3 separate regions of the Homo sapiens genome follow, and all the other regions are linked to region 3. A link is a contact called in ENCODE Hi-C or POLR2A ChIA-PET data. All regions are on one chromosome and are shown on one strand. Each heading gives the region's core, a stretch centred on a gene start or an enhancer-like site at or near the end of the contact. The rest is flanking DNA. Distances are from core to core; before and after follow the strand shown. Region 1 holds the start of ABCG2 (ATP binding cassette subfamily G member 2 (JR blood group)). Region 2 has its middle 17 kb from the start of MEPE. Region 3 overlaps PKD2 (polycystin 2, transient receptor potential cation channel).

What was found. Hi-C counts contacts between places; a loop is a spot of excess contacts on that map. ChIA-PET counts read pairs that join two places held with the same protein, here RNA polymerase II (POLR2A). Pooled maps may share reads with other maps.
Region 1: a loop to region 3 is called in a pooled map, with 5 times the contacts of the local background. The contact joins the promoter of ABCG2 here to the enhancer-like site in region 3. A Hi-C loop is called at or near these places in 8 of 50 pooled maps. POLR2A ChIA-PET finds 5 or more read pairs at or near these places in 2 of 52 experiments (Panc1 and WTC11).
Region 2: a map of IMR-90 shows a loop between it and region 3 (4-fold over the local background). The contact joins two enhancer-like sites. A Hi-C loop is called at or near these places in 5 of 168 maps with a recorded cell type or tissue (Caco-2, HepG2, IMR-90 and 2 more), 4 of 37 single-sample maps with no recorded cell type and 12 of 50 pooled maps. POLR2A ChIA-PET finds 5 or more read pairs at or near these places in 1 of 52 experiments (AG04449).

Annotation. Positions count from the first base shown.
Region 1 is chr4:88,157,121-88,160,594 of GRCh38, reverse strand. ABCG2 (ATP binding cassette subfamily G member 2 (JR blood group)) reads left to right here and starts at 1,956. Exons shown (of 16, transcript NM_004827.3): 1 at 1,956-2,209. It overlaps LOC124900867, which reads left to right and starts at 1,039. Exons shown (of 2, transcript XM_047416558.1): 1 at 1,039-1,125; 2 at 1,513-2,209. The coding sequence starts at 1,039. The coding sequence ends at 2,022. RefSeq lists a silencer at 1,670-1,889.
Region 2 is chr4:87,847,629-87,851,523 of GRCh38, reverse strand. No RefSeq gene overlaps it. Among named protein-coding and RNA genes, the nearest start is that of MEPE, 17 kb to the right of the region's middle. Within about 2 kb of position 2,328, at least 4 of the 41 ENCODE cell types and tissues checked have a DNase peak (open chromatin) inside an H3K27ac peak, as active enhancers do.
Region 3 is chr4:88,026,164-88,029,626 of GRCh38, reverse strand. The region is part of intron 2 of PKD2 (polycystin 2, transient receptor potential cation channel); the gene reads right to left. Among named protein-coding and RNA genes, the nearest start is that of PKD2, 20 kb to the right of the region's middle. Within about 2 kb of position 1,271, at least 3 of the 41 ENCODE cell types and tissues checked have a DNase peak (open chromatin) inside an H3K27ac peak, as active enhancers do.

The DNA.
Region 1 (3,474 bases), core at 707-3,206, 130 kb before region 3:
TACAGGCGTGAGCCACCGTGCCTGGCCTCTATGTATAGGGTTTTGATTTGTTTTTACTTTGCATAATTACAGAATGCTATATTCAACTAAGTATCCATTTTTAAAAATGTGCTTCATATCAGTTTCGTGTGTGTTTTCTCCATTTTTGTTCAGTCTCCTCCTGTAGTGCCTTCAGATCTTGCTGGAAATGTTTTCATTTTTTCTGGTATCATAAAATTTTATTCTTTTCACTTATCTGGGTGAGCTAAAAAGAAAATTAAAATAAAATTTATTTTTCGGAGATTTTTCAGTTTTTGCAAACAGTCGTTAACGGCCAGGTCTGAAAACTTTATCTTAATTTTTTTTTTTTTCTTGAGACAGAGTCTCACTCTGTGGCCCAGGCTGGAGTGCAGTGGTGGGATCTCGGGTCATTTGCAACCTCTGCCTCCTGTGTTCAAGCGCTTCTTGTTCCTTAGCCTCGCGAGTAGCTGGGATTACAGCCTCGCCACCACACCCAGCTAACTTTTGTATTTTTAGTAGAGGCAGGGTTTCACCATGTTGGCCAGGCTGGTCTCGAACTCCTGGCCTCAAGTGATCTGCCTGCGTCAGCCTCCCAAAGTGCTGGGATTACAGGCATGAGCCACCGTGCTGGCCTTAATTTTGTCTTAAAATGAAGTATGACTAACATGTATTTCTATATGGGCCTTTAAGGGTCTTGAAACTGACAGAAATTAATTCAAAAGAATAATTTTACCCAAATGTTTGGGCGCATCATGAATATATACCTTAAAATTCTTTTAAAAAGCATGCGGTATGGTATATTTAAAATTCTTTTTAAAAAATTATGTATAGTCAATTTTCTTATCTAGGCTTCCTAGCTAAAACTTTCCTGCATTGGGTGAACCATTAATAGTTATTCCTAGTGTTGATTTAAACAACTTAAATGATACTATGATTTTTGTTTGTAAATGCAAACCAGAAAATATCTGCATGCAGGTACTAATTTCCTAGGGTAGATGCAGCAGGTAGATGTTGGGATGGCTACACTCACAAAGCCTGATGGCCCGTTTCCTGAACATGCGCAATCACTTTCTAGCCTTTCCACACCATCGGAATATTGCACAGAAGTATGTCAGTCACAGGAGTGTAAAGAATAACATTTAAACTATGGTAATATTTTCATTCAGTAAGTTTCTCCCCTTTCCTTCCTTGGGTTAGATTCAGTGCCTGATTTTTTTAGGCCCTGGGGCGCAAGCATCCACTTTCTCAGAATCCCATTCACCAGAAACCACCCATTTAACTTGCTCTGGGTGCGAGCAGCGCTTGTGACTGGGCAACCTGTGCGTCAGCGTCCCCGGTGCTTCGGCGCTCCGGCCAGTGACGGCGACCAAACCCAGCTAGGTCAGACGAGGTACTGATCAGCCCAATGAGCGCCTGGTGATTCTCGTAGTTAATCACTCTGGTTCATTCCGTTCGATCCCGGAGGCGGGAGTGTTTGGCTTGTCCCTGCGTGTCACGGCAGGGTGACCCTAGCCCCGAGGGAGGGCGGTGGTACCAGTCCTGCTGGCGGCTCAGCGCGGCAGGACACGTGTGCGCTTTCAGCCGGGTCGCAGGGCGCTTATCGCGGCCCGGCAGTCGGGGCCACGCCTCACCCCCGCCCGCGAACCCCGACCTGGGGAAACCCGGGGCGCTGGGGAGGGGCCACTGCGTTCAGCTCTGGCGGTCCACAGCCCGAAGCGCGGCTTAGGAAGTTCGTGTCAGCGCTGCCTGAGCTCGTCCCCTGGATGTCCGGGTCTCCCCAGGCGGCCACCCGCCGGCTCCCATCGTGACCTCCAGCCGCAGCGCCTCCCACGCCGGCCGCCGCGCGAGGGGAGCGCTCGGGCGCGCCGGGTGTGGTTGGGGGAAGGGGTTGTGCCGCGCGCGGGCTGCGTGCTGTGCCCACTCAAAAGGTTCCGGGCGCGCAGGAGGGAAGAGGCAGTGCCCGCCACTCCCACTGAGATTGAGAGACGCGGCAAGGAGGCAGCCTGTGGAGGAACTGGGTAGGATTTAGGAACGCACCGTGCACATGCTTGGTGGTCTTGTTAAGTGGAAACTGCTGCTTTAGAGTTTGTTTGGAAGGTCCGGGTGACTCATCCCAACATTTACATCCTTAATTGTTAAAGCGCTGCCTCCGAGCGCACGCATCCTGAGATCCTGAGCCTTTGGTTAAGACCGAGCTCTATTAAGCTGAGTGAGTAAATTGTAAAACCAGTTTCGCTGAGAGTGTGTGTCTGGAAAGGTTGGTGGGCGTTGTGTATATATTTGTTAGAAAATCGGTAACCGTTCAAACGAGACGACTGAGTTTTTTAGCCTTTCGCAGTTTCATTTGAAAGTGGGTATGCAGTTTAAAACTGACAGTTCAAAGTGGTTTTTCAGAAAATGATGCCCTGGTGCAAACTGATTCTGGGTCCCATAGTGTGTTAAGTGTGGGTTGGTAAAAACTCTTGGCCTTTCTCCAAATGTATGAAATTAAAGTTGATATTGGAAGGATAAAAACCCACTGAGCACAGAAGTTACTATAGGTGGAGGAAACATTTGTTGATGTTAATATTTTAAAGGGGTTGACCAATATAGGAATTGGTCAATGACAATTGGGAATAGGTAAATGACAAATTATTGGTCAATCCCTTTAAAGCTTTGGATGGTTTGCTAAAGAATTATTGAACTCCCTTTTGTAATTTTCTGTGGATAGTTGAGTGCTCTTACTCCCTTCTCAGTCCTAGAGATATCCCCTAAAGCTTGGTTTTTAGGAGGATCTTACAGCTCTCTTATCATTTGAATGTCAGCTAGTCATAAATAAATACACCAGAGTAGTAAGGAAGAGATGTTTTTTATTGATATTCTTTACAAAACAGTGCTTTCAGAGTACAGCTTTGACTGGATTGTATAGATCTTGATGAGATCTTGATGAGAAAGGTTTCAACGACAAAGATGGCATGTTAAGTCTAACATTACCCTTCCATTATAAACATTGAAAGATGTTGGTTATTTTATTATTTATTTTATAATAACTTTTAATTGTGAAATAATTTGAGAGTTACTGAAAATTTGCAAAAAATAGTACAGAGAGTTCCCATAATATCATGCATAACAAGGGCCAAAACTAATAACATGGGCATGCTACTATAATACAATGAACTAAACTACAGACTTTATTTGGATTTCACTTGTCTTTCCACTGTCCTTTTTCTGCCCAGGATCCAATCGATGATCTCACTTTGCATTTAACTGCTAAATATCCTTAATTTTCTCTGATCTGTGACAGTTCCTCAGCCTTTCATTGTTTTTTCATGGACCTTGACACTAGTGAAGAAGACCCGGTCAGTTAATTTGTAGAATGCCCCTCAATTTGTGTTTGCTTGATGTTTAGTGTCATGATTAGATGAATGTTCTGCATTTTGGGGAAAAATGTCACAGAAGTAAAGTTTCCATCTCAGTATGTCATATTGGGTACAT
Region 2 (3,895 bases), core at 1,079-3,578, 180 kb after region 3:
GTCTTTTACAGAGACACATAAACTTTGAATGGTTGTGATCATATCCTGTTAGGATGACCGGTTTGTACGTGACCGATGGCACACTACGGCTCTACAATCACCAGATTATTTTCCACAGAGTAGTGAGTTGGGGAAGTCACGTATATGCACTGTGAATAGTTTCTGTTTTGCAAGAGCCTGTGTAAAGGTCCATTTTTAAATGCTGTCCTGTACATTCACTTGATTAATTAATTAATATTTATTTATTTATTTGAGACAAAGTCTCACTCTGTCACCCAGGCTGGAGTGCAGTGGCACGATCTTGGCTCACTGCAGCCTCCACCTCCCAGGTTCAAGCAATTCTTGTGCCTCAGCCTCCTAAGTAGCTGGCATTATAGGCCTGTGCCACTAGGCCTGACTAATTTTTGTATTTTTCATAGGGATGGGGTTTCACTGTGTTGCCTAGGCTTGTCTCGAACTTCTGACCTCAGGTGATCTGCCCCACCTTGGCCTCCTAAAGTGCTGGGATTACAGGCTTGTGCCACCAGTCCCAGCCTTGTACGTTCACTTTAAATGATATTTTTATTATTTGTTGATATAAGATAATCCACAAAGACAAGCTATTTTTCATCATAAACTGAAACATTCCTGCAATGGTAGGTTAATACAGGGGAAGTTCTGGACTAGCTATAGATTTGTGGGAGACCCAGGTGACTGATTTGAAGGTCACTGGGAAAGACATCCATATTAGTGATTTCAAACTTTGACTTGCATTAAAATCATTTGAGGGACCTGTTAAAAAAGGAAATCCCTGGACCCCGTTCATGGCCTTATATCACAAATATTACTCCATTCACTTATTAATGCAATGTGTCTAAGATCTGCCCCAGCTGGCCTGCTCAGAATTACCTCTTTGCTAAATAGACAACTTTCTTTCTTCACATAGTATTATGTTGGTGCAAAAGTGATGACTGTTTTTGCCATTAAAAGTAATGGCAATTACTTTTGAGCCAACCTAATACTTCTATCTTCCTGATGCTGTTTTAAGTAAAAATTATTTAAGATTGTTTGACTTCTATTATTAATCTGTTAACCTAACAATTATAAAAATCTACTTAAAATTCAAATCTAGCAAGAGTCACTTCTAAACAGGGAGTGTCTGTGTTACACTAAACCATATGCCTACAAATTGATAAAGTATTATTCGTTTAATGAAACAGATCCTCTTGTTCTTATTCTCGAAAGTCTAAACCATAGCTTCAGGTAGATTTTCTTGCAGCTTTTGCGTGAGTCCACTCATTGTTTTTGACATTATTCTCATTTGGATTTCTGGATTTGGATTGTATCGGTGTTTTGTTCTCTTTTCTTTCCAGACTTCCTCATTAAATTTTTTCTAACCATTTATCTGCCCCTTTCTCTTTCAGCCCCCAATTCCTATCTTCCTGACATGCATTCAGACTCATCTATTTCTTCTCCTTTTCCTTTGGGCCGTCTAATACCATATTTTAATGCCTGTGACTGTAAGTATCATTCTCTTGAATAGCAGAGTTTACCTTCTCATACAGAAGTTGTTTTTGAAAGGGACTTCTGTAAAAGCATCATAATGTCTTTGAAACTTACGCTGTCTTGAGCTCCTGCTTAGTTAAAGGCAGGCCCTAAAGACAGAGTGAGGAGATAACACAATGTTTATTCTAGACCGCAGAGAAAGTCTGTTGAGCAACTTCCTCCTGGCTGGTCTTCTTCCTTCCAACTCCCCTGAACCCTACCTTGCTTACCACTCCTTCCCCATCCACTGGTTGGGGAGAGCTATCTTAAGCTCTAAACTACACATGGGATCACTTAAGGTCGCCACTGTGAAGCTCTTATGTACTAGTGAGGCTTATTGTCTGCAGCCTCTCTACATGTGTAATACGTTGGGTAAAATAGATTTTACTATCTCCTGGCTCTTCCCTTCAGCTAGAGTTCATCTTCTCAGAACTCCTGTCTCACTTTACTTATATTTCTATTATTTAACACATTCTGCCTTGTATCTTTCGTATGACTTTCTCCCTACTTACTTATAGTTTTGATAAAGACCAAGAGCATCTCTTCTTTTGATCTCCAAAGAATTTTGTAAAAGATGGTCGTTCAATAAATACTTTTCAACTGAGCTAAATGTTATTTCAGACAAGGTCAGATATGTTACCCTGACTGGTAGACGCGCCAAGAACAGATTAATTAGTATTGTAAAATCAAGGTAAATATTTACAAGCAGAGAAGTCCAGGAAGGTGAGGTTTGAGGGAGTACCAGGGCTGCACGTAAATAACAGAACCGGAGCCTGCTCGCAGACTGGTACAGTGACCTTTTCTTTTTGAGCACAAGGTGGCAGGCTAGGTCAATTTCCATCGTCTCTTATAAGGCAGCTACGTGAGGCTGAAGTTTTTTGCCCAATTTCAGAAACAGATATCTATTTTTTTTTTAACTGAGATTAGCGCAGCCTGATGGCTAAAACATGGTTTTGGATAAGGCATGGGCCTCACTCTTGACTACTGACTGTCCTTGTGGATCTCTGGTCCTTTGTGTTTGGACTAATTCCTCCACGTCTGCATCAAATAGCAATGCATTGTGGATGCCAACACACTTCTAGTTTCTGTTAACTGGATGAAAAAAATATGAACATTGTCAGTGTTTTGAAGAAATATCCATGAACACTGAAGCTTAGAGAGAGGAAACAAAATCGGACCAGAGAATTGAAATACGCAGTTTCTCCACTAGATAGCAGACTACGACAGGTGACTTTTGGAAGGGTCCATCTGTATTTACCCAAAGAAAGCATCCGTTTTTCTCCATCAGTTCATATTTTTCTTTTACCACGACAAGTGTTTTTATGTGATCAGACCATTCGCATGTAAAGCTCTGATATAAACCTGAAATATAAGTAGCAGTTTGATTTCAATTTATTAATCTGCAATTTAAATTCTGATAGAGTTTTTTTTTTACTTCATTAATTGCCTCCAGTTTTTTTTCCCCCAAATTGTCTTTTATTTTTTAAAAAGCAAATTACTAGGAATAGTTTATTCTGGAATTCTGATGGTAACATTGGGTGATATGTTCAGTCTTTCCCTTGATTCTGACCTGTTATTTCCAGAAGATAGGGAACAAATGAGGGAAAAAAAGATTCCTTGTTTTTAGATTCTACTTTGTATTCTTTCAAGTTTCTCTCTCTCTCTCTGTGTGTGTGCACTCATGAACACACATATACTCACACATATTCATATTATGTGGATGAATATACACACGATCTATGTACACGTGTGTATACATATATGTCTATATATACACACAGTCATATATGTATGTGTATATTATGTACATTTATCTTTGCAATATATGGCAGTTTAGTGATTGTTTAAGAGTAAAGACTCTGGAACCAGACTCCTTGGGTATAAATCCTAGCTAACTAGCAAATACTTACAGATCTGTGTCTGTTTCTTCATCTGTAAAATGGGGGTAATAATGGTACCCGTATTATAGAGTAGCTGTATAGATAAAAGGACTTCACAGAGCATGGCTCATGGTAACTAAGCAAATCATGTTAGCCATTACTATTTGTGTATGTTGAGAGTCTGATTTATTCAATAGCTTATATTGCCACTTTCATTTAGTAAATGAAGCACCCTCTATCTACCCAATGTGGGAGTTTAGATTTTTTGAAGGTGCCATAACATATTGACATTGACTTGACTTTGCTACATACATTATTCAACTTAATAATCTAGGTGCTGTCCGGAATGTCTCAGTCATGATTTCTGTTGTTTGGGAACTTACGTGTTAAAGAGAAAATGTGTGCACTTTTCTTTCTCTATTCTCTACCTCTTTCTTTTCTTCTCTTGACCTTCCTCATTTGGAGGAATGTCAAGAATGGAGAGGTATATC
Region 3 (3,463 bases), core at 22-2,521:
AGGATTAAAATAGGGACAAGAGCGATATAGGAAAGAAGACAGATTAGAGAGCCTCTGATGAGGCAGAATGATCACAGAAGACTGGGAAGGGAAAGCATCTAGGATGACACCCAAGTGTTCAGGTGAACTAGAGAGCATGGCTGGATAGATGGGTGGGAGATGAGTTCAGGCTGGGGCATGTTACCAATGAGAGAGGCCTGTGAGAGATCCCATTGTAGATGTCCAGCAGAAGCTGGTACTAGGTTCAGAGCTCATGAGTGGGACGTGGAGTCACTGGCACGCAAGTACTAGTTGAAGCATTATTTGTGGAAAAGATGACCTAAAGAACGTCACAGGCCCAATCAGAGAAAACACTGTGTAAACATGCTTCAGAAAGAAGAAAGCGAAGCAAGTGAACACAGCAAGGAGGAACACAGGAAGAGAGGGAGTTATCAAAGACAAAGAGGGAAGTCCTAGAATGCCAAATGCCACTGGACCAAATGCCAGGAAGAGGCTGAAAAGAGCCATCCCCCGTGACCTTGGTGAGGGCTTTTTAGGAGGCAGAAGTGAGGCTGCAGAATCAATAAGAGAGTTTGTGAAATACAGTCACTAAAACCCCCAAATCTTTTAATCCAGGTTTGGTCAACATTTCAAAGAAAATAGTAAGTAACAATTTTAAAATTGTGAGGAAAATCTTTAAGGGGTAAAGGCTGTTGACACAAGTGCTTTTGAGAATGGTAGTATTGGCTAGTATTATTTTGTTTTAAAAGTGAGAGAAAGATGTATAATATTTATATACAGACAATCTTGGATATATGATGGTTCAACTTACTGATTTTTTTACTTTAAAATGGTGCAAAAGTGATAAGCATTCAGTAGAAACTGTACTTAGAATTTTGAATTTTGATCTTTTCCTAGGCTAGTGATAGGCAGTTTGATGCCCTTGCAATGCTGGGCAGTGGCAGTAAGCTCAGCCACACAATAGCAAGGGTAAATAAACAACCAATACTCTACAGTGTACTGTGTTGCCAGCATTTTTGGATATTGTGTCTTGTGTTTTCACAACCCATTTTGGTCACATTTAAAGTACATTTATACATCTTCTATTTCTTGTCATTTTAAAATTGAGTTTTTGTCCAGTCAATTTATCAGAAAGGGCGAGGAGCCCTCCAGTCATAGTTGAAGGCTTAATAGTTACTTCTCATGGATTGCAACATGTGATCTTAAGACTGAAACTGTTTGTGGTGAAAAGATATGTGGTGAGCAATCAAGACGTTTTTCACTGGAAATGGAATTAGCCTGCAGCTGCTGTGAGATTAACTCACTGACCTTTACTTCACTGATCTTGTTATCAACTCGATCTTCATGGATTCTCTGGCAAATTAGGAAAACTATATTTAGACTAGCATCCTTGTAAGATTTTTACAAGTAAAATAAAATATTCCTTTCTTTTTCAGAATACAAGGCAAAGTTGCTTTCTTTCAGAGATAAACAAATGGAAATACATAGATCTCTTCTTAAAAGGGCTCTTCCTGTCCTAGTACATACACCATATTGTACTATGATTTTGTTGTTCGTTTCTCCATTTTCATTACTTCTTTGGATACTACTGAGTTTAAAGTTACACACTTTCTGTAGTAGTCCATTTTCATACTGCTATAAAGAACTGCCTGAGAATAGGCAGGAAGAGGTTTAATTGACTCACAGTTCTGAATGGCTGGGGAGACCTCAGGAAACTTACAATCATGGCAGAAGGCAAAGGAGAAGCAAGTACCTTCTTCACAAGGCAGTAGGAGAGAGAGGGAAAAGGGGGAAGCCCAGACACTTACCAAAAAACCAGATCTCATGAGAACTCCCTCACTATCATGCAAACAGCATGGGGGAAACTGCCCCTATGATTCAGTCACCTCCCATCAGGTCCCTCCCTTGACACATGGGGATTACAATTGGAGATGAGATTTGGGTGGAGACACAGAGTCAAACCATATCATTCTACCCCTGGCCCCTCCAAAATCTCATGTCCTTCTCACATTTCAAAACCAAATACGCCTTCCCAACAGAACCCCAATGTCTTAATTCGTTCCAACATTAACTCAAAAGTTCAAGTCCAAAGTCTCATCTGAGACAAGGCAAGTCCCTTCTGCCTGAGTCTGTAAAATCAAAAGCAAGTTAGTTACTTCCAAGATACAATGGGGGTACAGGCATTGGGTATATGTTCCCATTCCAAATAGGAGAAATTGGCCAAAACAAAGGGGTCACAGGCCCCATTCAAGTCTGAAACTCGACAGGGCATTCATTAAATCTTAGATCTCCAAAATCTCCTTTGATCCCCTGTCTCCATGCTAATGCAAGGGGTGGGCTCCCATGGCCTTGGACAGCTCCACCTCTGTGGCTCTGCAGGGTACAGCCCCTGCAGCTGCTTTCACAGGCTGGCATTGAGTGCCTGCAGCTTTTCTAAGCGCAGAGTGCAATCTGTTGGTGGATCTACCATTCTGGAGTCTGGAGGATGGTGGTCCTTTTCTCACAGCTCCATGAGGCAGTGCCCCAGTGGGGACTCTGTGTGGGAGCTCCAACCCCACATTTCCCCCCTGCATTGCCCTAGCAGAGGTTCTCCATAAGGCTCTGCCCCTGCAGCAGACTTCTGCCTGGACATCGAGGTGTTTCCATACATCCTCTGAAATCTAGGCAGCGGCTTCCAAAGCTCAACTTTTGTCTTCTGTGCACCCAAAGACCCAACACCACATGGAAGCTGCTAATGCTTGGGATTTGTACCCTCTGAAGCAATGGTCCAGCTGTACCTTGGCTCCTTTTAACCACAGCTGGAGCTGGAGTGGCTGGAACACAGGGTGCCATGTCCCAAGGCTGCACAGAACAGCTGGGGCCTGGGCCTGGGCCTGGCTCACACCATTTTTCCCTTCTAGGCCTCCAGGCTTGTGTTGTGAGGGTCTGCCCTGAAGATTTTCTGAAACGCCCTGGAGACATTTACCCCATTGTCTTGGCAACTCACATTCAGCTCCTCGTTACTTATGCAAATTTCTCCAGCCAGCTTGAATTTCTCCCCAGAAAATGGGTTTTTCTTTTCTACCACATGGTCAGGCTGCAAACTCCCTAAACTTTTGTTGCACTCTGCTTCCCCTTTAAACATAAGTTCCAATTTCAAACCATCTCTTTGTGAGCACATATAACTGTATGCTTTCAGGAAAAGCCAGGTCACCTCTCGAATGCTTTGGTGCTTAGAAATATCTTCTGCCAGATACTCTAAATCATGTCTCTCAAGTTCAAAGTTCCACAGATCTCTAGGGCAGGGGAAAAATGCTGCCAGTCTCTTCGCTAAAACATGTAAGAGTGACGTTTACTCCAGTTCCCAATAAGTTCCTCATCTCCACCTGAGACCATCTCAGCCTGGACTTCATTGTCCATATCACTATCAGTGTATTGGTCAAAGCCATTCAACAAGTCTCTAGGAAATTCCAAACTTTCCCAC